7 separate regions of the Mus musculus genome follow, and regions 2, 3, 4, 5, 6 and 7 are each linked to region 1. A link is a loop called in an ENCODE intact Hi-C map of the cell type or tissue named here. Cell type or tissue: left cerebral cortex. All regions are shown on one strand. Region 1 holds the start of Gpc6 (glypican 6). Region 2 overlaps Gpc6 (glypican 6). Region 3 overlaps Gpc5 (glypican 5). Region 4 overlaps Gpc6 (glypican 6). Region 5 has its middle 330 kb from the start of Gm52093. Region 6 overlaps Gpc6 (glypican 6). Region 7 overlaps Gpc6 (glypican 6).

What was found. Hi-C counts contacts between places; a loop is a spot of excess contacts. Peaks named below come from ENCODE experiments on the same cell type or tissue, not always from the same donor. Only the 100,000 strongest peaks of a DNase experiment are listed, where the experiment ranks them.
Region 2: a loop joins it to region 1, with 4 times the contacts of the local background. A loop is called at or near these places in 8 of 42 quality-filtered maps.
Region 3: a loop joins it to region 1, with 4 times the contacts of the local background. A loop is called at or near these places in 5 of 42 quality-filtered maps.
Region 4: a loop joins it to region 1, with 4 times the contacts of the local background. A loop is called at or near these places in 2 of 42 quality-filtered maps.
Region 5: a loop joins it to region 1, with 3 times the contacts of the local background. A loop is called at or near these places in 5 of 42 quality-filtered maps.
Region 6: a loop joins it to region 1, with 3 times the contacts of the local background. A loop is called at or near these places in 2 of 42 quality-filtered maps.
Region 7: it touches region 1 in a loop (3.0-fold over the local background); 2 of 42 quality-filtered maps call a loop at or near these places.

The regions. Positions count from the first base shown.
Region 1 is chr14:116,924,117-116,928,116 of GRCm38, forward strand. It overlaps Gpc6 (glypican 6), which reads left to right and starts at 1,181. Exons shown (of 9, transcript NM_011821.3): 1 at 1,181-1,979. The coding sequence starts at 1,820. In left cerebral cortex, a CTCF peak has its summit at 2,443; DNase peaks (open chromatin) are centred at 1,163, 1,673, 1,882, 2,508 and 2 more places; H3K4me3 peaks cover 3,137 bases; H3K27ac peaks cover 2,871 bases.
Region 2 is chr14:117,921,879-117,925,878 of GRCm38, forward strand. The region is part of intron 6 of Gpc6 (glypican 6); the gene reads left to right. Among named protein-coding and RNA genes, the nearest start is that of Gm52110, 14 kb to the left of the region's middle. In left cerebral cortex, a CTCF peak has its summit at 2,021; DNase peaks (open chromatin) are centred at 1,227 and 1,972; H3K27ac peaks cover 242 bases.
Region 3 is chr14:115,829,097-115,833,096 of GRCm38, forward strand. All of the region lies in intron 7 of Gpc5 (glypican 5), which reads left to right. Among named protein-coding and RNA genes, the nearest start is that of 4930505G20Rik, 420 kb to the left of the region's middle. In left cerebral cortex, a CTCF peak has its summit at 2,436 (motif pointing right); DNase peaks (open chromatin) are centred at 2,440 and 3,004.
Region 4 is chr14:116,977,010-116,981,009 of GRCm38, forward strand. The region is part of intron 1 of Gpc6 (glypican 6); the gene reads left to right. Among named protein-coding and RNA genes, the nearest start is that of Gpc6, 54 kb to the left of the region's middle. In left cerebral cortex, no CTCF peak of the experiment used is centred here; DNase peaks (open chromatin) are centred at 2,367, 3,056, 3,725 and 3,910; H3K27ac peaks cover 1,221 bases.
Region 5 is chr14:116,549,700-116,553,699 of GRCm38, forward strand. No RefSeq gene overlaps it. Among named protein-coding and RNA genes, the nearest start is that of Gm52093, 330 kb to the right of the region's middle. In left cerebral cortex, no CTCF peak of the experiment used is centred here; DNase peaks (open chromatin) are centred at 1,595 and 3,856.
Region 6 is chr14:117,893,622-117,897,621 of GRCm38, forward strand. All of the region lies in intron 6 of Gpc6 (glypican 6), which reads left to right. Gm52110 (a long non-coding RNA gene) reads right to left here. Exons shown (of 3, transcript XR_003951109.1): 3 at 1-4,000. Among named protein-coding and RNA genes, the nearest start is that of Gm52110, 14 kb to the right of the region's middle. In left cerebral cortex, no CTCF peak of the experiment used is centred here; DNase peaks (open chromatin) are centred at 1,707 and 2,167; H3K4me3 peaks cover 849 bases; H3K27ac peaks cover 1,461 bases.
Region 7 is chr14:117,880,096-117,884,095 of GRCm38, forward strand. All of the region lies in intron 5 of Gpc6 (glypican 6), which reads left to right. Among named protein-coding and RNA genes, the nearest start is that of Gm52110, 28 kb to the right of the region's middle. In left cerebral cortex, a CTCF peak has its summit at 2,370 (motif pointing left); a DNase peak (open chromatin) is centred at 2,348.

The DNA.
Region 1 (4,000 bases):
GAGGAGTTCTTGGAAAAGAAGATGTGCTGAACAATTCCGACAGTAACGAAGGTGCCTAGGATAGAGGCAAATGCAAGGATTTAGGCTCCAGGAGTCGCTCTGGTCACCAGTCATCAGGAAACCAGCATCCTGCAGATTTATACTTCAGTACTACAGAACTAGGCCTGACCCTGTACTGACTTCTCAGGAACTGGGAGACCAGTGTCCACAAGGCCTCACTACTGGATAGCATTTCTTTTCTTCTTTTTCTGATTGGTTAGTTTCAGGAGCTGTGGGTTTCAGGGCAGACTTAAGTATATTTGATCTCTGTGCTCATTAGCGTGAAGAAAGGCTCAGGAAGTTGGTTAAACCCGAATTTTCACTTGCATCCCATTTCACAGACTTCTGAGAACTTGGGAGAAAATGTTAAGGTTATAGTGTTTGAGAGAATCTGATGAGAGAAGATTACAACACCTTGTCCCTCCTGGGGTCCTGTTTCTTGCATGGCCAGCAGCCATTGTTTTATCTTCACATGCCCTAAGCCTAGTGATTTAAGAATCCAGTGTTTTGTAGGTGGAACCTCTCTCTCTCTCTCTCTCTCTCTCTCTCTCTCTCTCTCTCTCTCTCTCTCCTTCCCTCTTTGTGTGTATGTGTGTGTGTGTGTGTGTGTGTGAGAGAGAGAGAGAGAGAGAGAGAGAGAGAGCCGACAGGAGAGGAGTAAAGACCTATGGCCCTCTATCTGTTCTTAGGAAAAAACAAAACAAAACAAAACATTAAGATGAGCCGAAAGCAGCTACCACCTAGAGAGGTGGCTTTGGCCCCGTTCCTAGGTTTCTTTTCTGCTCATTTCTTCCCTGGCTTTGTGTTAGGTACACTGGGGCAAGAGCAACAATTGGAAATGCAATATTCTTTATCTCCAGAAAAATATAGCGTGATAACATTTACTCTCCTCAAACACTTTGTCTTTTTTGGTGGTTTGTTTATATCAGGAAAGGGAACATCTCGGAAGTGTGTGGAGGCCATAAAGTGATTGAGAAAATAGGGACCTTTTGCTGGTAATCTTTCCCCTCCTGCCTAGTGGCTCGCGATCCATTCCAGGTTTTGCGGCCGACTCTGCCTCTGAATTTCGGCTGTGCACTGGGTAGCACGTTTCTCCCTCTCTCCCTCCCCTCCTTTCTCCTTCCCTCTTGCCTCCTGTGTCAGTCTCCAGGATTTTCTCTCTTCCCATTTCAAGAAGACTCTCACTGGCTCCCTCAGTCTATGTGAAGCTGAGGTTTCCCCTCGATCCCGTACATCTCCATCACATACCTCCACGCACACACCTCCCCGAGAGCCCCGCGTTCACACCCACAAACACGCGCGCTCACACTCGCGCCGGCCTGTCCATCTCCCTCGGGGTGGGGGGAGCCGGCGCGCGGTCCCACCTTCGTCGCGCACACTGGATAGGCGAGCTCGCAGCGCTCCACGACTCTGCGGCTCGGAACTCGGACCGCAGGGCTGAACACCCCTACTGTGGTGTTTAAAAAAAAAAAAAGACATTTCTTTGCCTTTTCCTCTTTTCTCCTCTTTCTCCAACGATTTTCTACCGGAGTGGCTAGCGGAGCCGGCAGCCTTCCCAAGGCAGCCCTGGTTGGCTTGCCATCCTCCATCTGGCTTATAAAAGTTTGCTGAGTGCAGTCCAGAGGTCTGCGCGGCTCGTCCCCTCGGCTGGCGGAAGGGGGTGACGCTGGGCAGCGGCTAAGGAGCGCGCCGCAGGCTCTGGCGGGCTTTCGGCTCGAGGGGCAAGGTGAAGAGCGCACAGGGAGCTGGGGGCTGCCGAGGTGGACTTGCATGTTGCACCATGCCTTCTTGGATCCGGGCTGTGATTCTTCCTCTCTCCGGGCTGCTGCTGACCCTCCCGGCCGCGGCGGACGTGAAGGCTCGGAGCTGCAGCGAGGTCCGTCAGGCTTACGGTGCCAAGGGATTCAGCCTGGCGGACATCCCCTACCAGGAGATCGCAGGTAAGCGTGGGCCCCGGGCCCGCTGCAGCCCCGAGAGGCGGCGGGGCGCCCTCTCCCTACCCCCTGTTGCTCAGTTGGTGCTCACTTTCTGCGGGTACCTCCCAGGGACCCCGCGTCCCTGCATCCAGGCGGCGGAGGCTGATCCCGTTTTTCGGGCGGGAGGAAGGTGTGCGTGCCCGCCGCCTCATTGTGTGCACACGCGGGAGCACCCTCGTCCCTCGCCCCTCTCTCCCTGCATTTGCTCCCGCGCCCTGCTACCTCCGTGGCTGGCCTAGAGCCTGGCCCGGCCGCTGGAGCAAAGGACGGTGGAGTGAGGACGGCTAGCGGAGGCAGAAAGCGGAGCCGGGCGCCCATAGCATCCCCCTCGCTGGGGCAAACTTGGGAGAACTGCGGCCGCAGTTTGCTCAGCGCCACCGTCTGAGTGGCGCCTTCTCCACTCCCGCCTTCGCGCCGGCGGGGGCGGTGGAGAGACGCGGAGATTCCCCTACTCAAGCTCTCTGCTCTCCAGGTCCTTTCCAGGGACTGGGCGCCCGGCTCCTGGGCTGGGGACGGGCCACTAAGGGGACCCATTGCTCGGGTCTCTAGGATCTGCACGTTGGAGTCCCGAGGCAGTTGGAGGAGGTGTCTTAGTACTCTGTCTGCTTCAGATTTGGGGCGGACTTTCCCATTAGGGTGCCCCAGTGCTTCCCGGACTGCGGTTGGTCACTCGGGCTGAGGAGACAACCGGGCCACCCGGCGTGGCGCCGGGTCCCGAGCATGGCCTCCCGCTCTGGCCGGCTGGTGCACGCGGAGCCAACTTAAGCAAGTGACCCGATGGGGGCGTTCGTCTCCGGGGTCTGCACTTCAGGTTCTCCGGCTCTCCTGGTCACAAGCATTCCTTCCTCCCGAGCTCTCGAGCCCCCACCCTCTGCCGGAGCAGCAACTTGCAGAGCAGCCTGGGTGTGTGTTTTCCAGCTCTTAGCGCCAACCGACTCCTAGCTTCTTTGGGGCTCTGTGAATGAAACGTGTCGGGGACAGATAATCCTTTGGCTGCTAGGGAGCCGAGCTGAAAGAGGCCAAGGGGAGACTAGGGATGCTGTGAGGGCGCGGGCTGCTCAAACCGGGTAGCTGAAGTCGTCCTATGTGACCTCAGATCGCTAGATCTCCACCAGACACTGTTTTTCCAAAGAACTGGTGGACTAAAGGAAAACACTTGCAAATATCGTAAAACATCTTAGTTTTTAATACGTTGTGGAATTAATGCTTTATGACGATCGGCTTCGAAACGCTGGGGTGAGGGTCTTTACTTATATTTCTATCAATTTGGGTATTACTAAAAGGAAAACAAACCACGCTTATGTATCATAAACAGCGTGGTGCTTTATGTAGAAGGAGCCCCCTTCCCCCTTCCGCACCCTCTCCCCAATTCACAGCTAGGCGTTCCGTTCCCTGGATCTAGTAAGCTTGAGAAAGTGTAGTGAATTATAAGAATACTTACTCTTCAGTCTCTGGGATTTCGCCCACCCGACTTGAGCACTCCCTAATTTGTTAATCAATGACTAGAAAGGCAGTGCTCCTGCAACTCCTTAAGTTTCTTAACCACCATTCCCTTTGTCTACTGTTATTTCATTCTTTCTAATTAATTGATAAGGATCAGCTTCACCTTTTTAACTCACCACATCTCAGGAAATTCAACTTTTAAAACGTTTAGAGTTGGGCTCCCTTCTAGGAACTCGTTTTTTTTCTCCTCTAATCTGGCCATTTTAAAACTGCATCTTTTAAACACACATATTTCCCAACATGATTTCAGAAGATAAGATATCTTCAAGAAGAAAACAGCAAAGTATTTTTAAATTGCATCGGTATTCTTTAGTAGATTCTGAGACTCTCAGGAGACTTGCCTTGACCCTCGGCACCGTCCGGGCGCCTGGCTATGGGGCAGATGGCTATTGTAAATCATTTCTGTAGTCACCAATTACTTTGCAGGAGACTATTCTCAGTGGCTGTACTCATTGTCCAGGAGTTAACTGCAGAGGGCTTTG
Region 2 (4,000 bases), 1.0 Mb after region 1:
CCTTTGGCTCCAAACCAGCACGAAGTTGTTTAGCTTACTAAGTGGGCTAATGCACGCACGGGGAGATGTGAAGGGACACATCTCGTGGGCTCTCGCTGATCGCTACGTCTGTCAGTACCCTCCACCACCGAATCTGGAAACAGGGAAATGAAAGTTGAAGAGCGTGAAATAAGGAAAATAAAAAGTAAGGATGAGGTTTGATGACCTGTGAAGGGGTCTCCTGAGTACCAGGGGCCCGAGACGCAACCCAGGTGAGAGACATGGCTGCTGAGAAGTAAGTCAACGACTGAATTCTGGGAGCTCGTTTGTAAATAAAACATTCAGTTCTCTTCACTGAGAAGTTTTCATCTCCAGACTAGAGTTAAGGAAGTTTTAAATACACGGCTGATGTCTATTGATAGTGTTCTGGAAGCAACCCCTTGTGAACCCAGGACTAAAACAGACCCTGAGGCAAAAAAGGAGGGTTTTTGTGTTTAAAAATCAACACTATTGATCCCATCATTACTTAAAATGTAGATTTTTTCCAGCACAGATTGTTTGCGTTTATTTTGAAATATTTTAAAGATTTCATGAAGATGGTGTTTCTCTTGCTGTATTGAGTGTGGGTCTGTGGCTCACCTTCAACGACCCTCGTTGAAACAGAGCCACTAAGCTGACTCTCCATGTGCTCTCCTCTTTAGAAACTTAAAGAAACATTTTAATAGGAAATGTGAAGATTCCGGTCTTGATGAGAGTGAATTTTGAGGGGCAGGTCTGTCCTAAGAGGGGAGCAGAGTCCTGGATAAGCCCAAAGTGCAACAAGGCTCTTCATGACAAGGCCTGGCTGTCAGGCAAACCTTTCTGTAGTTCCTTTTCCCAGAATCTTGTCATTTACAATGTGCTATGCTCACTGATGCTATCAAGCACCCCGAAGCTTCATAACACAGATACTGTCGTCATGGACTTCACCGCTGGCTACCGTGAGTCAAGGTTGTATGTGCATCTGACGAGTTCCCTCCCAGGACGTCTGCAGCCAAGTACAACAGAGCACGTGTATTATTTTCAGCTTTGGTCATTGACAAAGCCAACGGCCATTTACCCTTTTCTTTGTCCTCACGCCTTATCACCAATATGCAAGACTGTCTCCACGTGGATTAAGATGACGAGACAGCTCTCTGGTATTCGCTCACAAGCAATCCTAACAACCCAGCAATTCAAGCTGGAAAACTGTGAGTTCAAGGCCAGCCACTACCCTCCACCCTTCAAAACAAGTACACATCGCAAAGACTCTATCATAGAAGCACAATGGTCTATGTTCTTCTTCCACAAATTCTGAAATCAATCCATGAGCTAAGACATTTCCCTGCCTGTGTTCCTCACTTTCAAACAAAATCGATTCCTATTTTATCTCAAGCTCTCAGAACATTCCAAGGAATTTCCTTTTTTGGGGAAAATATGAGATCCTAGCAGTCAAACCAGGTTGGGATTCAAAAATTAAATATTCTTAAGTTGGTACTAAAGTTATTACATTTATAGGAAGCAAACATATTTATAGAACCTCAGACATTTGAAAGAGATAATAAAATTCACCTAGTTTCTAAATTTAGAATCTGCTAGTGAAAAGCTCTTTGTAAAATCATTCCAAATGTACCAACTTGTAACATCCTAGAAAAAACCTGCCGGCCAATCTTTTTCATCTTTCTTAACCTAACACCGTGTACTGACATTATTTTTTCCTAATGGTATTTGTTGTATGGCTGTGTTCTCTACTGTAAGAAAACGGAGATTTTTTTTTTTTTTAAGAAAAATTCTATTTTGAAGGTTCGGGAAGGAAGCAGTACTTGCTTTGCAAAAGAATTTAATTTAAATAGCAAGCTCCCTCTCAGTACGTAAAATATGATTCAATTTACCAAAATGTTACTGGTGCATAGCAGAGAACATCCTGTTCGCCCACTGTTCTGTGGGGCTCCCAGCTCTGCACTGTGAAAGAGAGTGCCCATTGTAAAGAGACTGTCCTTCACAAGAAGGGACATAGTGCCATCTATGTGCTTAATGAAAAACATCTGCATCCACGTTTTCTGGAGCTTAGACAGACAGGGTCTCTGGAGACCATGAGGCGTTGCTGCAGACGGCTGGCTATCCAGTGGTCTTCGCAACATTTACATATGGCGGTTGGCTCCTGCCTGCTTAGGACACAGGGTTGTTTGTCATTTTCATATATTTTACTAAGGAGTTCTTGGGTTTCCTACGGATGTTTTAACAAAGCTGAGCAAACCAAGTGGCTGCCTCCCTGATCTGAAGGCTAGCATTTTGAAATGAGCGTGTCGTCTGAACTCATCTTTCTCTGTGTCTCATACCTTCTCCCATCTAGCTTTGCTGGCAACGTTGGGCTTTTCTTGACGAGCCATGGCCATGCATTGGTTGGTCCACACAGTCATAGGTTACTCCCTGTCCCCATCTGGGTATCTGATCTATGTCTCTTTTTGTTTTTAAATGTGGTACTTCAGATTGAACCGAAGGCCCGGGCCAAGCTAGGGAAGCATTCTAGCACTGAGCTACATCTGCAGCTATCTTGGTATCTTCTAAAAACAGTGCTCAAGTGGTATGCATCTAACCCTCCAGAGACTTGAGGCCTCAGGGAGTGGGGAGGCCTGGCTGGGTGGGGTTCGGGGGTGTAGACATCTCTGAGATGAGGGAGGAGGAATGGAAGGAGGAATTGTCAAAGAGCAGACCCTGAGGGGGTTTACTTTAAAAAAAATTAAAGATAGTTTTTAAAAAAAAAATCTGAGTACAGAGACAAAGAGATGTCTCATGTGCTGCAATTTAAAAATTACAGAATTGCCAAAAATAAAAGCGCACTTGACTAGAGTAGGACCCCTTCTAGAATAATTACATCTGTAAAAGACCTTGTCTCCCGATAAAGATGCATAGTGCAGTCCTAGAAATGAGGGCTTCCACATGTCTCTAGAGAACACACTTCAGCCCACAACAGGCTTTTGCCAAGGTGAAAACTGTTGGAGCAAACAGAGCTGCTAATCCTTTTTTAAAAAATTAATTTATTTATTTTGCGTATATGAGTACACTATAGCAGCTGTCTTCAGACACACCAGAAGAGGGCATCAGCTCCCATTACAGACGGTTGCGAGCCACCACGCGGTTGCTGGGAATTGAACTCAGGACAGAACAGCTAGTCCTTAATCATCTCTCTACTGCTTTCTGACGTCCTCCTTCCTAACAAGGAAAATCCCAACGAAGATGTCAAACGCTGGTGGAGGAGAGAAGCTCAGGTAGAGAGGAAGGGGCGCATGAAGAGTGTTAGGGAGGGATAGAGAAGGGCGCTGCCCATGTGGCTCAGTGTTGTGAAGCGTTGTCATCTGCACGGCCTGAGTCAGATCCCTGGCACCCATATGGCAGACGGGAGAAAGCCAACCACTGTCGGCCATCTTCACATACATCGTGGTATTCTTCGACTAACCAACTGATGGTTAAAAATAAACAACTGAAAACACAAAGGAAGCCAGCTCAGTTTGACAGTGAGTAAGAAAATGGGTAAACATAACCAAACATTGAGGAAAGGGCTGTGAGCACTGTCCCTGGGTTCTCGGTCTCACACACGTCTTCATCTGTGGCCTGAGCGTAACAGAACTGAATCAAGAGAAACACAGTAAGCCGAACTTCCCTACTTTTCCTTTTCAAAAGCTCATTTGCTTCTACTTCATCCTGCTTGTTGGATGTGAGCCTGAATGACTTGGAGATGGTGTCAGATTTGAACATTTCAGAGACACGGTTAGCACAGAACCCAAACCTTGCTCTCTGAGCTGTGTTGAGCACAGTATGTGGTCTTCATCCCTTCTTCCCACAGGTGGTTGCCTCTGGGGAGTTCTGCTGCTTTTAATGGTATAAATTAGATGGATAAAAAGTAAGAGGTTAAAGGCCAACACGTCCAGATGTGTATGCAGAAATGGAACAGTTGTCCTAAAACTCTTTTCAAATATAACCTTTAGATATCATGCAATCAGTG
Region 3 (4,000 bases), 1.1 Mb before region 1:
CTTGGGCTGATAATATGTGTAAAAATGACTACTCAACAATTTCAAATCACTAAGCTGACTTTTCTGACACTCTGTGGAATGGACTTTGGGAGATTTTTGACTCCTCAAGACAGTGTCTTGGTTATCCAGAGAAGAAAGCAAAATGTTATGTCACTTTTGATAAAGATATATTCTGGAACATCGTCAGAAAGAAATAACCTTTCAATAATGCCTCAAAAAATAACAGGCATGTTGTCTTTCCAGCTACAGAGGAATGGTGCTCTTTAGATCCAGCTGAATTCATGCCACTGACAAAAGATCTATGGGTATGGATTTAATGATAGCAGCTTAACTCCATTTAAAAATAAATGAAAGAAAGCATCACATAGCACAGCTCCTTGTTAACGCTGCATTTTAAGGTTGAGAAAGTGTTTATTGCGGTGAAACATTAGCCTGCTACCCAGCTGCATACAGTATATATTGTGCTGTATTATTTATTTATTCAGCTTGATATTCTCCAGTTCAAAATATATACAAATGCCGAATGCTAACTGTGATTCAATTAGTGAGAAATAGAGAGAAAAACAGAGCTTTGAAGCATTAATGAAATATTAACTTAAGGTTAAATGAACACAGCATAACCAGCTACTAAAGATTCAATGCAAAGTTGGGCTTCCAAGGGGAATAAAGTTATGAATGCATGTCCTAATATTGCTACTTCTTCAAATGGTATGGCCAGGAAATTAATCTTCATGGGAAACATTTGGAAGCAATTTTTCTCAACCTTTAAATGTACTATAATTTCAATAATTTAAATACAAATATGAATTTGGAGTTTAAATATATTTATCTTGATATATGGTATGAGAAATAAAATGTGAAAGTAACCTTAATGTGAATTGATTCACAGAAGTATTGCCATTGTCATAGGATGTAGTGATTATGTGTTACCTTCAAGGCAAATTTGCCTTGAGTTGAGGTGAAAACTTAAGCTGTCTAGCTACTTTTCTTCCATCTTCTATCCATCTAAACATTTAGTTTAATAGTAGTCATATGTACATATTTATAATGAGTTCAGCTTTTGCAAGGAATTACAAATGTACAAATGTACAAACCAAATGTAATGTACCAGTTAGCACTTAATTTGATATTTCTAGTGTGAGAAACTACATGCAAATATTTGGACCTTTTGATCAAAATAATCCCTGAACAGTTTTCAGGTAGTTAATGATTAGCACGGATGTACTTAGTTGGTGGAGAATTTCTCAAAACTTGATTTGGAATGTTTACACCATTTAAGTGTGATATTTACCTAGCATCTTGGCAAATAAAACCTTTCTGCTATAACGAACCGCTTCATTGGATGTAATCATGAACAAATAAAAGTGCATAAACAAGCACATATAAAGAGAAAAACAGGTATGGATCTATAATGTTAAAATGTAATTCTTTTAAATATATTTATTGGTTTTTTATTTATTTACATTTCAAACGTTATCCTCCTTCCCAGTTTCCCCTCCACAAACCCCTTATCCCCTCCTGTGTACCCCCTGCCTCTATGAGAGTGCTCACTCACCCATCCATCCACTCCTGCCTCAGTGCCCTTGCATTCCCTTACGCTGAGTCATCGCTGAGTCATCGAGCCTCCACAGGACCAAGGGGCTCCCCTCCCATTGATGCCTGACAAGGCTATCCTCTGCTACATATCCAGCTGGAGCCCTGGTTCCCCCCCCCCCCCACCATGTGTACTTTAAAATCCTAGTCAACATGTATGAAAACCCTCAGTGCAATCCCCATGTCCGTCCACAGGTCAGACTCCAAAGGAAGGCATGCCCAAGTACACACACACACACACACACACACACACACACACACACACACACACATCTTACAATGCCATACCCTAGATTGTAACTTTTTTTTTTCTCTTGAAAGCAGTACAAATTTAAAATCAATTACAATTAACCTAGGAATTTTAAATGTGACTTTATTGAGACTTGGGTCTTCCTATGGAGTTACCCCCTCCTCCTCAGCTCCTCCCAGCCTTTCCCTAATTCAACCACAGGGATCCCGGGCTTCTGACCATTGGTTGGGTATAAGTCTATGTCTAACTTCAGCTGCTTGTTGGGTCTCTCAGAGGGCAGCCATGCAAAGCTCCTATCTTTAAGCATATTATAGTGTCAGTAGTAACTGGACAGTAAAAAAAAAAAAAAGATAAAAATCAATTAAAACAATAAAATGTGAGGTTAATGCAATATTACTCTCCACTCACTAATACTTTGTATTAATTTGGCATTATGCAATGTTGTGAATGGATTAAAACTGAACAAAGTATGTATGTAGTAGTATAAAGTTAATATATGTTTAAGAATACCCAGTGTTTCTTTACAATTCCTCATCAGGATCCCAATGAGCTAGAAAAATGCTCCTGACGATTAAAAGCGATACTGCTTCGTACCACCAGGTGGCGCCATAGTCCTCGCTGACGTTATTCAAGGAGTGCTTTGCAGAGATGAGTCCCCAAGTACAAAGACTCTGGGCTTTTAGAACATTTTATTTGAAATAATGAGACACGTGTGATTAACTTCCTAAAGAATAATTTTACTTTTGTCATTTTGGGTAAAGATGTGCACAATAAGTAAAAATGAGCAGCTGTTGAGAATAAAAGGAAGTTGCCTCATTTAGAAGCTATTAATTTCTTCCATCATTGTTCCCTCCGTTCTCAGACTTAAATACTCATATGCAGCACCTTATGATGAGAGACGAAATAAAATTTTCTTTACTCTCAAGATTTATTTTCTCTTTTTTAACCACAAATATGCGTCTCGTGTGTATTTAATTACTTTATAATGAGAATTCTACTAAAGTATTTTGGCTCTTTGTGCAGTTTGTTTGTTTGTTGTATTGGAACATGGTCCCACGTGGCCCAGACTCGCCTAGAAGTCACTGTATAGCAAAGAACGATATACTGAGTTCTTGGTCCTCAGCCTCCTCTTCCCATGTACAGGAGTTCCCTGTGTTTCTCACCACACAGCTAACCCCATTCATTCGTAAGAGTCTGCCACAACACCCCCTTCACTATCCACCCCATCACTTCCCCCCCATACACACACACTCACATGCTCAGTCTTGTGAAATCAGACGCATCAATCAGTCATTGTCTCCAATAGCTCGTCCTTGAGAGAGCAGGACTTTTACGATGACTAATAAACATATAGCATCAACAAGTTGATTTTTTCGTTTGTACCTGGATAATTTAGGAGCAGCATGCTTGAGTGGGGGCACACCTCTGAACAAGCCCTCTCCTCATTGGTTGTTAGGATGAGAGTAGGAATAGAGTAAACAGATGACAGCTTTGAAAAGAGTCAAGACAATGAGGAGAGAGGAAGCCATTGTTCAGAATGTGCATAGCCTGGCCCCTCCACTTTCTCTGAGATCCTGTGTATAAGATTAAAAGGCATTATTCCCCATTTCACTCATGGACTAGTCCCTAATCATATGTCTACTGCTTTAACACTTTATTTTTGATATGTAGGCTAAGAAGGATTGATTTGTAAATATTTACATATACTTTTTCTGAATTAAACAATTAAAATCATGACTGTGCACACTTATTTTCATTCTTAATTTGAGCGTGGAGGGAATGGCATAGTGGACACTTTATAGTAACTTCTGTTTGCTGTGTCAGCAGGGGTGGAGTTGGCAGAGTCTTCACTCCTTGACAGCCAAGCACTTTGTATACTGTTATAGAATAGAGGTCACAGGCAACCACTCCCTCTAATACTAGGTTATTTTGATAGGTGGATCCAGGGGTCACAATTTAGCCACAGAGAAGCTCAGTATCTTAGGGCACTGTGAGATCCAGTTGAGAGGTGGGGCCAACATAGCTGAGGGGTGGGGCAGCCTAAACTGTGGGGTGGGGCAGCTTAAGCTATGGGATGGGGCTGTCTAAACTACACTGATAATGTAGGGGTCAACCTAAAGATACAATCATTTCAGAATCCCAGCACTGGTGTGTGTG
Region 4 (4,000 bases), 53 kb after region 1:
GTTTATCAGTTGGCTTTTTTAATGCTGTTCTCTGTGGATAGACTGGAGCTCTGTTCCTGAATGGTTTTGTGTTAAGGACGTGAGACGAGACTTTAAGAAATAGAAGAGTCTCTATGAACAGATAATTTTAGAAAAATGGTTCTTAAAACAAACTCTGAGCTTGATGGTATTAGTGCCATCATGGCAAGATAAGGGAATATAGGTTATTAAACGTCAGCTTCATTTGGCATGAGCCTTTAAAACAGTTCTCTCTCTCTCTCTTCCTCTCTCTCTCTCTCTCTCTCTCTCTGAATTATATCTTGATAGCAAGATTGCCAAACAACAACAAAAAAGCAGTCTCTTTCCATTTTGCTGACACAGGCACTCACTAGTTCACATCTGGAATATGAGATCATTTCCAAGTAAAAGAAATTTTTAGAAACAAACATGCACAGTGACAGCCCCTCCCAAGCCTCCATACCTTATGTATAACCATACTCACCACAAACACTCAGAAAGCAGGAAGTCCCTTGGCCTTGGCCTCTCGGGGCTCAGGGTTTTCCTACCTACCGCTCAGTGTTTCTCCCCAAAGCTGCACTTGAGCTTGCTTTTCCATTTTTAATCTCCTGGCTATGGATGTCTTGCTTCATGTATGTCTTCCACCCCATGGATTCAGTCTGTGGAAGCAAAAGTTGGCATTGGATATCCTAGAGCTGAAATCACAGAAGGTTGGAATTGAACCTGACTCCTGAGAGTACAACCATTGCTCTCAACTGCTAGTCATTTCTCTATACTTGTATTTTTGTTGTTGTTGTTTGTTTGTTTTTAAAAGATAAATAAGCCTCATGATCTCACATGTAATATTTGTTTCCCTACTTAGTTCTTTGTCACGGATTATGTACTCTGTGTGGAGGTATTTTCTGCAGTGAGTTAGATTATAAGGTCCTGAGTTCCTTAATTCTGAGACATGATGTTGTAGGGTCAAGCATTTCTTCTGCTACCATCCTTCACTGTCTTCAGACAAATCAAGATTCTCTAGCGATGAGTTCATTTGTTTCATGAATAACATTAAGTGGTTCTTGGTCACTTAGAAAAATATATCCGAGGTAAGGAAATGAATGATCTTGACTTTTGCAAAATTGACATAAAATATTTTAACCATAAAATTAAGCCAGAAAAATCAGTTTCATTGCATGATTCTGTTGTAAATGCTCTTGGATAGCACAGCAAAATATTAGGCAATATTGCTGCCTGCATGAGTAGTTATTACTTAATGAAGCAGATATTATAAATAAAGTCTGGAAACATGTAAAGCCCTTAGCACAAAACCTGGCACAGATAGATAGTCATTACATTTTCTCTGCTATTAATTTTAAATTGAAAATGCACGCAGCTATTTTAAGGGTGCTATATGCCAATGTCACTTGTAGAAAAATTATAAAATTTAATTTTCTTTCTGGTGCGATTACTTTTCTAAAAGTTATAAATTATATGTAATTAGTAGTATCAATGAGAAGAGATCAGGTACTGCTCTTCACGGCCTGAATTAATCATATGAGTAGTTAGTCTCTAAGTAGATATTGCGTCATACATCTATGAGAGCCTCTTAAAGTATTCAAGATTAATAAAGCAGCAAAGACATTAATCAAGGATGGTATCTAGCTGATTTGCATAAATTAATTAATGACAACAGCTACAGCTACAGCAAGCAGCAGCCTAGCAGCACCTGGGAAAACCCTTCCATCCTAAGAAAATGAGGTAGTGAGCCCACAAGGAGAGGGACTCTATCTCTAGACAAAGCAAGGTCACTATTTACATGCACAGTGACAACAAAAGCAAGCCACTAGAAAGAAGCGACACATCCCTTAAAACCATGGGGAATGCATAGCCACTTAGAGGTATCTTTAGTGACTTCTCTGGTGTCTATGACCTAACGTTTCATTAACATTCTCTGTTTAGTGATATTTTGCTTAAGATAAATGTTAATCTACACTTGTTTAATCAACAAGTTAGGTTTTGGAATATGCCTTAAAGACTGTGAATAATAATGCCTTGGATATAGCGACTGATTTTTGTCTCCAAAGTTTTATCCAGGTTCATGGATACAGTTCCTTGCATAAATTATTCTTTGCATGCACTTCAATCATTTTCAACTGACATACATCACCTTAGTATGAGCTTGATGTCACTATTCGCTCTCTGTCTACTGAATCAGTGTTGTATCAATCCTAAAATAACAACCATCATTTTACTTGGCAAAATGTAAAATGATGCCAAGTAAAATGCAAACCTCAGAGTCTCCGGTTGACAAGGCCGATTCCAAGTCTGCAGCATGGTACTCTGTGCAAACAATTAGTCACAGCCTGGTAATGGTGATACTTATAAACGTGTAACTGGTCCTTCCAGAAGAAAACTATTGAAATTCTCACATAGGAATATTTGGGATAACAGATAAATATGCTTGAGTAGCAAGGTGAGAAGAAAGAATATTTTAGAAAGTGGGAACACTGCCTCATTATTCCTCAGAGTAATTAGAGTCACTCTCTCGATATATTTGCTCAGTCGGGCTTTGTGAACTTAAGGATGTTGGCTAATTTATGCATCAATGAGTCATAAGGAGAAGCGAAGGAAGTGCAGAAAGATGACATGGCTCTGCCACCACCTTGGCTTTCTGGTACCCACTTACCACTGGCAAATACTGAATGGTGGTTTATTTACCACCATTTAGCTCAGTCTTCTTGTCTCTAGGTGACCAAGACTTGCTTACATCTTGTAGGGGACTGGAGAAAAGCCCCCGATAGCAGTTCCTACTTTGTTATTAAAAATGAAGCCCTAGGGAGAGAACCTTCATTGTGTATGCTGTGGTCAGTGCAGAGCCTTTAGGCCAACTGCCATGGTTCTTTTTGCCAGACCCAACAGGATTCCCTTGATCTCCATAAGTGTTTAACTTTCTTGAGAGATCACAATAAAAGCTTTGATAGATTGCTCATTGGGCAAAAGGAACACAACATTTTAGTGGGAATAACAAGATTGTACCAGCACTGTTGACGCTCTTACAAAAGCTTCCTCTTCTGGCTTCGGTTTAGTTATATAAACATGAACTATAATTTATTCAAGCTTCTGAAGAAATCCAAAGTGGGTCACTGTGTATTTTCCTCTGAGATTCAAAGACGTGTTCGTCACAGTGTTATGAGGGGATGTTTGTAAGCAGCATCGGGACCTGGAATGCTGCAGGAACACTTTCTTTGCTGGCCAGTGGCTGTCCCTGTTCGAACAGTTTAATCTTCAAATGTGTGGGCTCCTGGGTTTTCCGACTGCGATTGCTCCTGTGCCCAGTTGTTTGAGTGCTGGACCTCTTTAGCAGATACTGATGATGGAAGACCTAGCGTGTGCTTGGCCGGTTTCTGAAATGCCTCTCTGATCATCTGTTTCCCTTTGCTTCTTCCTACCCATGTCCAGTGAACTTCTGTAAGCGTTGGAGCGCATTCTTACTCTGGAATGTTCTTTTAGGTTATCACTTTGTCAGTGGAGAGCATAGCGAAACGCTAAATGGGGTTATTTATGGATACTGTATATTACCAGAACAGTAACTTGGTTTTTATGAAAGCTGAATGTCCTAAAAGAGTCACAGTGCTCTTCATAGGGTCTGAGAATGCTTTAGTAAATAGGAAGTCAACATGTGTAAACAAAATTCAAGAGTTCGACATGTCCGCCACTAGAATCTGCTTTTAGTGTGGCTTGAACAAGACAGGTTTTGCATATGAGGAAGCTGTAAGAATTACAGAGGAGACTGTTTCATACGACTGGAGGAGATTGTAGAATGCACAGTGAAAGCAAACTTATTCTGAAGACAGGAACCACTGCCATTATGGGAACCCTGTCATAGTGTATGCTCTCTGTGACTATGGGTAATGCATATGTGAGACTCAGACAGCACAGCCAAAACAATTCATCTAGGGAACGAATGCAGGCATCTGTACTGGTAAGTAGCAGTTGGCAGCCTTGCTTTGAGGTGCTTTTT
Region 5 (4,000 bases), 370 kb before region 1:
AATTTAGGCTTTATCCTTTTAAATAGTTCCCTACGTAGAGACAAGCAACAAATTCTTTCTCTTTGCTTTTACTAATCATCTCCTTTCACTATATTGAAAGTTACATATAGTCTCTAAAATGATGAGGAGGTCTAACACCCTTATAGTATTTCCTATGTCTCTTTCATTCATTCTCTTATTGATTCATATACTTGAGAAACCACTGGAAGTCATAGAATATTACAACATTCACTCTTTATTAGTTTTAGTACCTTATGAATAACTAACTGACAATTTTCAGGCAAGATGTGGTGTTTCTAAATCTTTGCAGATGAAAGTACACAAAAGGATAAGAGTAAGAAAGAGCCCGCCTTGAAGTGCTGGCACAGGTATATAGAGTAGATGAACATCATGGCATTCCAATGAACCATATTGTAAAGAATGCTCTCCTTTAATGGAACTCTGGTCAAATTTCTTGCATCAACTTTGAACCTAACAACAGAGACAAATATGTTTCTTTGTAAAAGTTAAATTGCATGTTTCCTCATTGACTTCACGATTTTATACTTATTTCAAGGATCTATTTCCTTTAATACTAAAATCCAATAATTAAATGTTTACTATCTTTATGCTGTGTTCAAGAGAATACATTCCAAACAATCACTGTTACAGTTTATGTGCAAAATATCTCTTCAAGAACCATGCGTGAGTTAAAGACAGTGTGGACAGCCATAGGGAACTGACTGGGTGATGAGCACTGGATGAGCCCAATTTTGGATGCTTACCCAAATAGACTACTGAAGAATAGAAAGTGTATCGTAATCAGTAAAGCAGACCAAGAAGACAGGTATATCTTATCTCTGGTACCTCCTCTTCTTCTCCCTCCTAATAAAACAGAACATGACTGCGGGGAGAGTATAAACTCCAAACTGAAGGAGTAAAGCAGTAAAGCAGACGGATACATCCAAGGACCATGAAACAAGATTGAATATTAAGATACGTGAAGAAGATGTGGAAGGCAGTGTTCAGTATATAAAGCCATGTAAAGAAGTCAGCAGGTAGAACAGCTCTGTGCCCAAGAAAGAGACAAACATTCTGGATATCTGTTCTCATCAGTAGAAAGATTTTTTTTTTCTGGGAGACAGGGTTGGTAAATAGACAACATCATACTTTGAGACAATGTGTCCTCAAATTCTCCAATTCCATTTTTTCCCCACTATTCACCAAAGACTTTCAAGTTACCAAAGTATATTTCCATAGCTCATATCATTTTATCCCTGAAAGACAACAGAATAAAAATATTGTAAGCATAGAAACTACAAATTTCACATTATGAATTCTTGTTTGTATACAAATGCCTTTTAAATTTGCAGACTTTGGGTCAACCTACTCTATTAAATTGAATCCAGGTGTCCTAACCAAAAGCAATCTAGTGTGTGGGCTACTCTGACCCCTGCTTGTACCGTGAAAAAAAATCTATCCTTGGCAATGTTATTGAAATGAGAGGATGCATATTCATCTCATTACCCAAAATAAAAAAATGTTCTGCATTTCTATGCTGTCATTCTGTGTCCCTTCTAATCTTAGAAGTGAAAACATTGGGTCTAAAACTCTTTGCATTTGGAATCCATTTGATTTGCTTTACCAAGTTGCTGAAAAGATTTGTTTTTCTTTCTATGCCTAAAATGCTCAAGTTAAGCCAGTTACTTTCCCTGCACACAAAGCAAATCGCTGTCCAGGTGGATGAAAAAGATGTGTACAGAGACCTCCTAGCCCCTGACATCCACTCCCTGTGCCTTTCTTTGTTTGGTGAAGGAACACAGCTGCACGCACTGGCCTTCCTGTGTTCCTTGTAGGTAACTGAGACCATTACTAAATGTGACCAGTGACATATAAGCAGAGCTGTTGGGAGATAGTTTCCAGATACATTACGGAAAAGAATGTTGGCGATTGCTATCTTTCCTAGAACTCCTGAAAGAGAATGTGGAACAAGTCTCTGAGAGGCCCACTTGACCTGTAGGACTGACAGGGCAGAGAGCTGCATTCTCTGCTGGAATTACACGCTCCATACCACAAGCATCAAACTATTCCACAACTGTCAACCCAAGGCAAAGAAGATGGATTTGTTTATTTTTAAGAGAAACCAGTTTACAGCCCTTATTCTGACCATAACAAAATCAAGGACATGCAATAAATATTAAGCAACAATATGGAAGTTGTGCTAATAACTAAAGGTAATTTTTTGTTTACTTTTGTGATTGTGTTTTAATTACATTGCACTCTTCCCTTTCTACCCTCCAAACCGTCTTATAAAATATATATACTTATATCTTATATACTTATATCTTATATACTGCAAACTTATTACCTCTTTTTTTCATCAATTGTTATTGGATGAATATATGTATTTTTATATTTCTAGATTCCCAAATATAACCTACTGCATCCATATAATGTTACATGTTTATATGTTTTCAGGGATGACCATTTGACACCAGAGCCCAACTGCTGTGTTCTTCCCTGGAGAAAACCACCTGTCCTGCTCCCACTCTCCCTCAGTTCTTATCATTCTTTGTCTAGGGTTGAGGATATGCTGGCTATCGTCAGGAAGTCTGGCATGTTTGCTGGCCTCCTACTTTTAGCTTATGTTTGAGTGGTCATATTGCTTTTGAATAAATATAAGTAGGTTTATTAACTATAAATATGGTATCCTAGAGATCAGACTCTGTGCAGATCAGATCTACATTCTTGTTCCCACCTCTCACTGCCTTTACATTATTATCAAAGGGCGTTGTCTATTTATGTGCTGAAGCACTAGAAAATCATAAGGAGACAATGCGGTGAGTTTCATCATTTTATTTTCTTCTGAAGGTATACCATGTGCTATTTATTTCCAGGAAAAATGGTATTCAAGCAATAGGAAGAAACTTCATCTAATAAGAACAAAAAAGGCTAAGAAGATGTCCAAACCAGGACTCAGGAAATGAATCCTTTGGCATGGAGAGTTAATTTTAAATTATAGGAAAATAACAAAACATAAACTAATGAGGTTCGGCTAATGAAGTTAGATTTCTTTTATGAAAAATCAAAGACTGATAAGTAAACTTCAGAAGTGGTAGAGTTACAACAATTCTGGACTAGTATGGATCATTGAAACAAACTGAAGACTTGAGCAATCAGAAAAATTGTCTAATATTATTCAAATATAAATTGCAAAAAACAAGTCTGGCAGCCAGTCTATGGTCCCAACGTCCACCGCTTTCTACTTTACCACACAATCACTGTAAAATGATATGGAGTTGACAGAAGACACACTCAAGGTTTTAAACACTACTATACAGTAGTTTTGAGATACTATAACAGCCTAGTTATGAGAACACATGGCTATCTTGGCTGAATTCCTTCTAAAAATAGAAGAAGATAGCTTGTTGAATTGATGAACTTTTTTATTATGGATACTTTATTCATTAGATCCTGATTTTTAACATAAAAGCATTGTGCTATTTTAAAAAAACCCACAAAGAGTAAAAGGAAATTAAAACCAAATAAAAATAATCAATGCTTATTAAATATTCTATGTCCAACATCATAAATCTAAAAGCCATTTTTAAAGTAATTGCCACATTGCAGAGAGACTGTGAATTTGAAATGTAAAGTGCTGAAAATTTTCCTTTGAATCCCCTCTCGCTCTCCCTACCACAAGGTAGTGCTGGATGTTTAGCTTCAGTTCTAAAATTAAAATGGAAAACTCAAAAACACTGATTCAACACTCTAGGACAATGGCTTCCTTCAGCCTGCATCGCATGAATAAGCTTTGCCACGCTTAAAGCGGAGCTCTTCTATGAATGAAGCTGGAGGGTGTGGTTCCGACAAGGCAATCAACTCGTTTTCAGCTGTGACATCACTCATATCAGTGAATTTCCTCCCGGGGCTGAGCAAACATAAATAACTGAGAATGTCAATGAGCTCATTGAGTGAGTGTGATTTAAAGCAATGAAGTAATCCTTGATTATAATATTGA
Region 6 (4,000 bases), 970 kb after region 1:
ACATGGTCTTCCCCGTACATCACCTCAGGAACACATGGACCAGTGTGACCCTGTAACTCCACCGCTAGAACTTCACCTCCTTTCAATGTAATCACATTAACACCCCGTGTCTACCGGAGTTCCTTCTCTACTATCACCAAACACGGAAACCCCAAACTCTACTTTTGATAGGACTTTATCAAAAATATCTGCATCCCAATTGTAACTCACATGTAGAGGGCCCAGGTCAGTCCCGTGCATGCTTCCAGGGTGGTGGCTCAGTGTCTGGGAACCCCTTTGCACCCAGATTATTTGATCCTGTGGGTTTGTTGTGATGCCCCTGACCCTACCCGCTGACTCCTACAATTGATCCTTCTTTCCCTACTTCCACAGACTTCCCCATAGCTCTGCCTAATGTATGGCTGTGGGTCTCTGCATCTGTCCCCATAGTTGCTAGAGGAAGCCTCCCTGAGACAGCTGGGTCAGGCACCAATCTATGAGTATAGCAGGGTATCATTATCACTAGAAATCTTTTCATTTCATTGACTTTTTTTTTGCCAGTCGGGTTGGGTCATATCCTAGGTCTCTGGACTCTCCACCGTCATAGATTACAGGAAGTTACCATTGCAGTAGGTTTCTAGCTCATCCCTGAGATATCCCCAATTCTACTGTTGGTCTTCTTGTGGCACCAGAGCTTGTCTCTGACTCTTTTGCCAGCTTGGGCATCTGAGACCGTTTTCCTCCTACCGGATCACCCCTGGTCCAGCCTTGACAAAAGAGGTGCCTAGTCTTATTGCAACGTGATACGCTATGTTTGATTGATACCCTTGAGAGCCTGTCCTTCTCTGAAGAGAAACATTAGGAGGAGTGGATGGGGAGGGGAGAAGGGTATGGAGGGAGGGGCCAGGAGGGGGAGGGGGAGGAGACTGTGTTTAGGATGCAAAGAATCCAATGGGAATAATGAAAGGTGGAAGACGGAGTTGCGTCTTCCTCAATTCACGGGTGTGTTTGTAGAACCAAAGCTGTTATTAATAATCCCCCAGACAGGCTTAAGAAATGACCGAACACCATCAAGATATGCACTTTGGGGGTCTCTGCTGTCCTAGTATATACACAGTCCGAGGTTCAGTCTCCAACCTGGCTGGAGGGGAGGTGCAGCGAGGACTTTATATATATATATATATATATTTTTTAATTATTGCTTTGAAACAAAACATTTATGGCAGAAACACTGGGAACTTGTTGTCCAGCCTGGTGGCTAATACTGTTTTCAGAGTAAAATGCCACTCGTAAAAAGTGTTCTCCCATGCCTCTGGGACATTTGGGTGTGATTTAGGAAGCCTGGGTTGTGAGGATTGGGCAATAGTTTTTCACTTCAAACTGCCAGGGCATTTCATTGCCACCCCAGAGGAGTCTTCGGCCAGGGGCCCACCACTTTGCATTTCAAAGCGTGTCAGGCTGGATTTAAGAAGCCCTTTTATTTTCTGGGGATTCAGCCCCTCTTTTGGGGTTGGAACTGATCCCTTCCACAGTCTATCCCAACACACACACACACACACACACACACACACGTACATACACACACGTACATACACACACACACTTGCGCGCACACACCCACACCTTTCCATCTTTGCTTAGCTTGAATAAGGAAAAGCAAACCTTCTCCAACAACACCACACCAGACTCTCTACTTTAATTCATTTCCTAAAGATAAGTGGGTCAGAGTTAGATTGGCTTCCAGTCTCTGCTGCAGCTGAATAAATTACGCCCCACTCACCCCTGCAAACACTGCTTCTGCCCGATCCCCTTCCCATCATGGGCTGCCCTGTCTTGCCTGAACCTGCTTTGTCTGTTTGCTATAAAACCCCACTGAGACACCCCAGTTTCATTTCCACCCTTGGTAATAACAGCAGCAAAGTGCAGTGCGCCTTCAAAGCCAGGAGAAAATAAAATACATGAAAACCAGCGCACCCGGCTTTCTTCCGTGTGCTTCTTGCTGTTCTACGGGCAACACACGCAGCGTGAGGCTGCAGAGAACTGCCTTTTCCATTCAGGGGCTTTGCACTTGATTGGGCCCAAGTGGGGACTCTCGGAAGACACCCATAAAAAGGGATGACTTATCTCCGCGATATGCTGCTTAGTCTGTGGGTTTGAAGGATGCACAAATCTAACTCAACGGCGAGCGCTGCTGGAAACCCACGGAAAGGCTGCTGCCGCCGTGGAATCCGCAGCTCCTGCCAAGAGACTCTGGACTGTTTCCCCTCTTTGGGAACTGACTCTTTCAGGCACATCAAAGAATAGTGGGAATAACTGGATTTCATCAAATGGGCTTGCACACCACCAAGAGAAAGATAGACAATTCAGAAAGCCAGCCACATAACTTCCTGGGAGACAATGCCTACACAGTCTCCACCACTGCTGGAGAGACCTGTCCAAAGAATGCTATGGAGCCTTGAGTGATTAAAAACGCAGTGCAAGTCTTAAAGGAGGAAACACTTTGCACATTTTTTATTCAGTCTGGGTGCTCTAAAATCAGTCTCGAGGCGATCTACCAAAAAAAAAAATAATAATAATAAAATAAAAAACCATGTTCAACTCTGAGTTAAAGGCTCCTCCAGTCTCATAAATAGTTCAGGAAAAGCCTTCATGATCTCCATGTCATTGTTCAGACTCAGATAGGACTAATGTAGATTCGGGTCTGTCTTACAAGATGCTAATAGATTGACTCGACTCTTCAGACTTGAAACTTTCTTTCAGGATTCCTTGGCTGTAGCTGAAATCCAAATTGATGCATTCTGTACTTCCAATCAATCCACACGTTTGAGTATTGCGTTCTCCCCAGTTGCGTAGCACTCAGTAAAACGCCCTGACACATAAGATCGGCTTACAGTGAGGGCTTCGTGCTGGTGTCATCAAAAAGCCAGGGTTCCTGCTCATCAAAGACACCACTCTGTTAGACATCCTCCAGCGAACAGTAGCTGGCACAGAGCTTCCTAAACCATTAGCTCACAGTAAATAGGAGTGTGATTTCATAATCTAGGATGGACTACACCAAACAAATGAAGAAGGAATATTAACGAATGAATAATCATTGACAGAATATGCAAATGGAATACAGTAAACATCTGTAACATCCTAGGCCGTGTCTAACAGCTCATCTTCTTTTTCACACACTAGAACTTTCTACCCGCATCTTGAACAAATTAAATGGGAACTTTTCTGTCAGTTATAAACTAGCCAGATGAAAAGTCCATCTGCCCACTCATTCTTGTTATCTTCTGTTATCAAGAAATGAAATTGGTGTTTCAGTGAATTGATCCAAAAATCTCAACAAGCAAGCCATACTAAACTGTCGAAATTAAAAATTTTTGTTCATATAAGACATCAGTTGACATGGGCCTTTTAGTAAATACTGCGCATTAAATACTTCCAAACCTTCTTCTTGTCGTGGAAAACCTGCAGTAATTTTTCTTCCAGGCTGTCTGAGACATTTGCTCCACAACTCCCCAATGTGAGGTTCATGCTGATGAGAGATAGAGTTGAAGAAATGGGATATTTCATAACTACCAGTTCTGATATATTTGCTGTATAATCAATCGGCTTTTAACCGACTCTGGGACCCATAGCATATATTTTAAAGCATTTAGAATTTGGCTATCCCCATAGCATACTTGGATCCTCTCCACTGCTGGCAATAAACCTCAGGCATAAACATTGTCGAGAAAACCAAAGGAAAAGAAACCCACTCGAGTAAGAATTGACTTTGCTTCATAAATGTTAAAGGTGGAGAGATATCTGCAGTACATAATAATTCTATTACTTAAGCTCATTCATGGTCATTACCATCGGAAGCCTGACTCCCCAGGTGTTTTCTTACAACTTAAAGACTGACCAAGCTATTAGAAAATGGAAGCAGCCAGGCTGGCCAAAAATGAATGAACTATGAGCAGCGGGAATGCCACTATATTGTTAGCTGTCAAAAACTTGGGGGAGACGATGTTTGCATAGATGTGAAATC
Region 7 (4,000 bases), 960 kb after region 1:
AAGAGCAGTGATAAAAGCAATTTGAATATGCCAAAGAGGAGTCATGAAGTTTTTTTTTTTTTTCAAGGAAAAAAAAAGCGGAAGAAACATCACAGTTGTATAGGTAGACAAAATACTCTTAAAATTCAGCACTGGCCTTCTGTAACATTTGGGGAACCACTGTAGGCATAGAGCCTGTGGCTCTTAGCTTCGTCTGCCAACGAGATGTCCCATTGGACTATTTTGTAAGTGAGATTTTCCATTTTCTGTATGGACTGTTAATTTTAGCAAATAACTCATCAAATGATCAAGAACTAGAATTTTTTATTCTAGCTGCTAACTTTAGTAAAGCTGTTTATTAAACTCTGCTTTACCTTGACATAGTAAATTGAGTAAATATGGCAGCAATTTGTTTCATGTGAACGCATGGCTCCCTCTAGCTCTTCAGGCAGAGGAAGAAATGTCCCAGCCTTGGTTTGGAAGAGACCGTTGCCTATAAAGCTTAAACTGTCCACCCTAGCTCCATAACCCATATGACTGTAGATCGTGTCAGTGAAAATAATCTACCTTTTTCACTTCACTTTTTTCAGTGTCTTCTCTAGGCATCATATGTTATCTTCAAAATGGCTTTGAAAATTGGGAAGCCATGTTGTCCCAAGTTTAAGATGAAGTACTGGAGCTAGTTTTCCACATTTTGAGACTCTTCTTAGTGACTATTGCTATGGTCAGAAGTTAACCCCTGGAACCTCAAGATGTAATTACTGGAGTTGTCCCTTATAAAGGAGGTCTGAGGAGGCCTCTCACCAGTCTATCTGCTAAGGACGGACAGACAGTGTCATCTACAGATTGCCTGGTCCCTGAACCCTACACTTCACAGCCTGTAGAACTACAAAAGTTCCTGTTATGAATGGATGACCCGGTCGAAGGAATTTCGCCGTAGCACTTCAAGTCTCCTGAACACTTGTCTATTACCTCTCCGCTGTCCGTTGTGAAAGTAATGGCCACAACTGGATCCATTACACACAGTCCTGTGCAGACATGCTGGCTCCTTGTTTCCTTGGGCTTCGATGTAATAGATTGAAATTCTCCAGTTATTCTTCCAGCAAACAGTGTGGTCTCTAGGGTGGTAATACAAACTAGAATCTCCTAGATGAAGAAAACAGTCTCAAAACCCCCAGTCCGAGTGAATTGAGACAGCATGAAGGGATGCCTGTGTTTAATTAAACCACCAGAGCTCAACTCACAGATTTCAAGACAGCACAGTTAACCGTGGCTTCTCTGACTTAGCTGAGAAGAAAGTGGGGAGATGAGATTAGTCCCACACAGAGACTATCCACAAACATTGCCTCTCAAGTTGCCAATAATGACTCTGGCGAATATGTTATCAAAGCAGCAAAGAGAAGGCAGAGACCGAGAAGACGGGGAAACTAGCCACTAGCCGCAAGTGTACCTCTGAAAAAGGTGAACAGTGTACTTGTTTAGGAGAACTATGTCAATACATTCCAGTTCTAAATACATTTGCAAACCGACAACACATCTCTTACTCTGCTGCTCCCCCCTCCTTCCCCTTCTCTTGCCTATAAAACAATAAAATGTCTCATTGTCCAGCACTCTCCATCTTAATGCCAGTGTCTTTCATCTCAGAAGACCGATAGACTTCTGAGATATTATCTTTGTAATCCTCTTAAGGGAGAGGAGCCATGAGGCAGAGAGCTCCCTAAAGCCCGCGTGTCTTTTGAGACAGCTAGTGAGGAAAGCTGATCCCTTTGAATATTCACAGCACTTGTCCATACCAAAGGTTCTGAATACTTTCTGGAATTATCTAATTATCCCTTAGAATGAACTGGGCAGAAGGGAACCCAGATGCTAGTTTTAAAAGTGTTGAAAAAGGTCGGCCTAAAGATGTGTTTTATACCTTCTACAAACTTCTATTTTCTTGTAAGAGAGAGAGAGAGAGAGAGAGAGAGAGAGAGAGAGAGAGAGAAGGCTTTTTATTTTAAACTTTAACTGACGAGTGGTAGCACAAACCTTGGAGGCAATTCTATCAGAACTTCATTTCTCTTAGCAAGTCTGAGCCATCCTCATCTCAGGGGTGGAAGTTCCTAGAGGAACCCCACAACTTACATCACGAACACATCGAAACACGTTTCAGCATGAAGTAGCTGTGAATGCTCCTAATTCAATACAGGAACTCTGCTGCTTCTGCACATCTCTGAGCCCTTACAGATCATATTGTGTGGAAACTACAGGTCAGGGGTTGGCGCTGTGGCCCAGTGGATAAGGAAGGATGCTTGCTGCTCTTCCAGGGGACCTGAATTTGACTCTCACCTTGGGGGTGCTTCAGTAGCTTTAACTTCAGCTCCAGGTGATCCAGTGCCACCTTCTGGCCTTTGTGGGCACTGCACTCCCAAGCATAAAACCACACACAGGCACATAAGTAAAAATAAACATTAACATCTGGGATAAAAAGACAGAATGAAAGAAGCGTCAGGTCAGGTGTCTTCCCCGTCACATTTTTTTTCACTAAGGCAGAACTTACAGGAAGTGTGAGTTATGGACTGACGTAATTATAGAACGATCACCAAGCACTTGTGTGTCTAGATACTGGCTTGTGTGTCCCCTGCTTCATGTGACCACAACCGATGCTGGTGTGGTAAATTGTGCCTACTGAAGAGAGGAGGAGGACAGGGCTCAGAGAAGCCACCCTGTTCACACAGCATAGGTTCCCTCCAGCAGACACTGTCTCTCTACTTTCCCTTCATGAACACAGTTTTAGGACTTTAGAAACCACCTTAGAATCTAAGCTTGCATCTCCAGCTCTGATCACTTGACCACCTAGCTCTCATTTAATGTCAGATCCTATCTATCGTACTATTAACTCTTATCTATTTCTTCTTTTGTTGGAAATATAAAACATTGGGGTGCCTAGGCTACCAGGCTGCTTATACTAACCTAGACTGGGCCCCCTGTGCTCATACTGCTATTGAAGAAATCTCAGAAAACAAGAAAATTCCATATTTATGTCCAGGAGTTCCATTTGCCACCCACCCAAGGAACCCCATGTTTTCTAAACACCTTTTCTAACCGATAGATTACATGTTGTCTTATTATCTACAAGCTAATATGGCAAATCACTGTGAACTGGGTGCCTGTCTCTATCCGGTCACTGATTGTGTCTTTGATCATCATAACACCATGGTTTTAGAGAGTAGGTCTCAATTTGGGGATCTGGGAAAGATACAGGTAGGTATTTGTACATGCATGAAATGCACAGATATGCATTAAATGCGCAACCATGAATCATTTCACTTTGTGGGAATCTCTATGGTTTGGCTCTCAGACCCAGCAATCTCTGCTTTGAAATCACCTTCAAAATCTAAACGTGGCATATATAATGGAAAGCTACTGGGACACATTACCTAATCTGTGGTCTGTCCTTAGCACCTTAAACAACCCACCACAAAGCATGAAACCTCCCCCCAGAACACATAGCATACATTCTCCAGGGAATCCCAACCCCAGTGATCTAGCTTGACCCCAGCAGTCAGTGGGGCTCTTTCCTTCCTGAGGTGTGGTTAGACTGGCTGTTAACTCTTCAGTGCCCAACTCTCTCTAATCTCAGCAAGGCCTTTGCTACTGCTCCCTGTTCTGTCTCGATGCTCCTTAAAAGTCAGCTGTCATTTTCAAAGCAATCCAAAATAGCCCACTCAACAGATCCCCGGAGCTTTGGGAATGTTAAGGCCCTCCATCAGCAGCGACCTTACTACAAGGAAGTGATTTAGGCACTGTGGAAGAAAAGGCCCACTGTCTTTATCACGCTGGTTGCGCCATCAACTTCAGAAATTGTGAGAGGGAAGAATAATCAATAGTGTGTTAAGACCAGTCTCCGAGCATGCCAAGACCAAGCACCCTGGGCTGCAAAACGTTGCGTCCAAGGAGAAGTCCAAATGCACAAAAGAGAAATTAATTGTAGTGGTGAAGCAAAATGGATTGCATCTCCAGGTGGAATTTGTCATTGGGA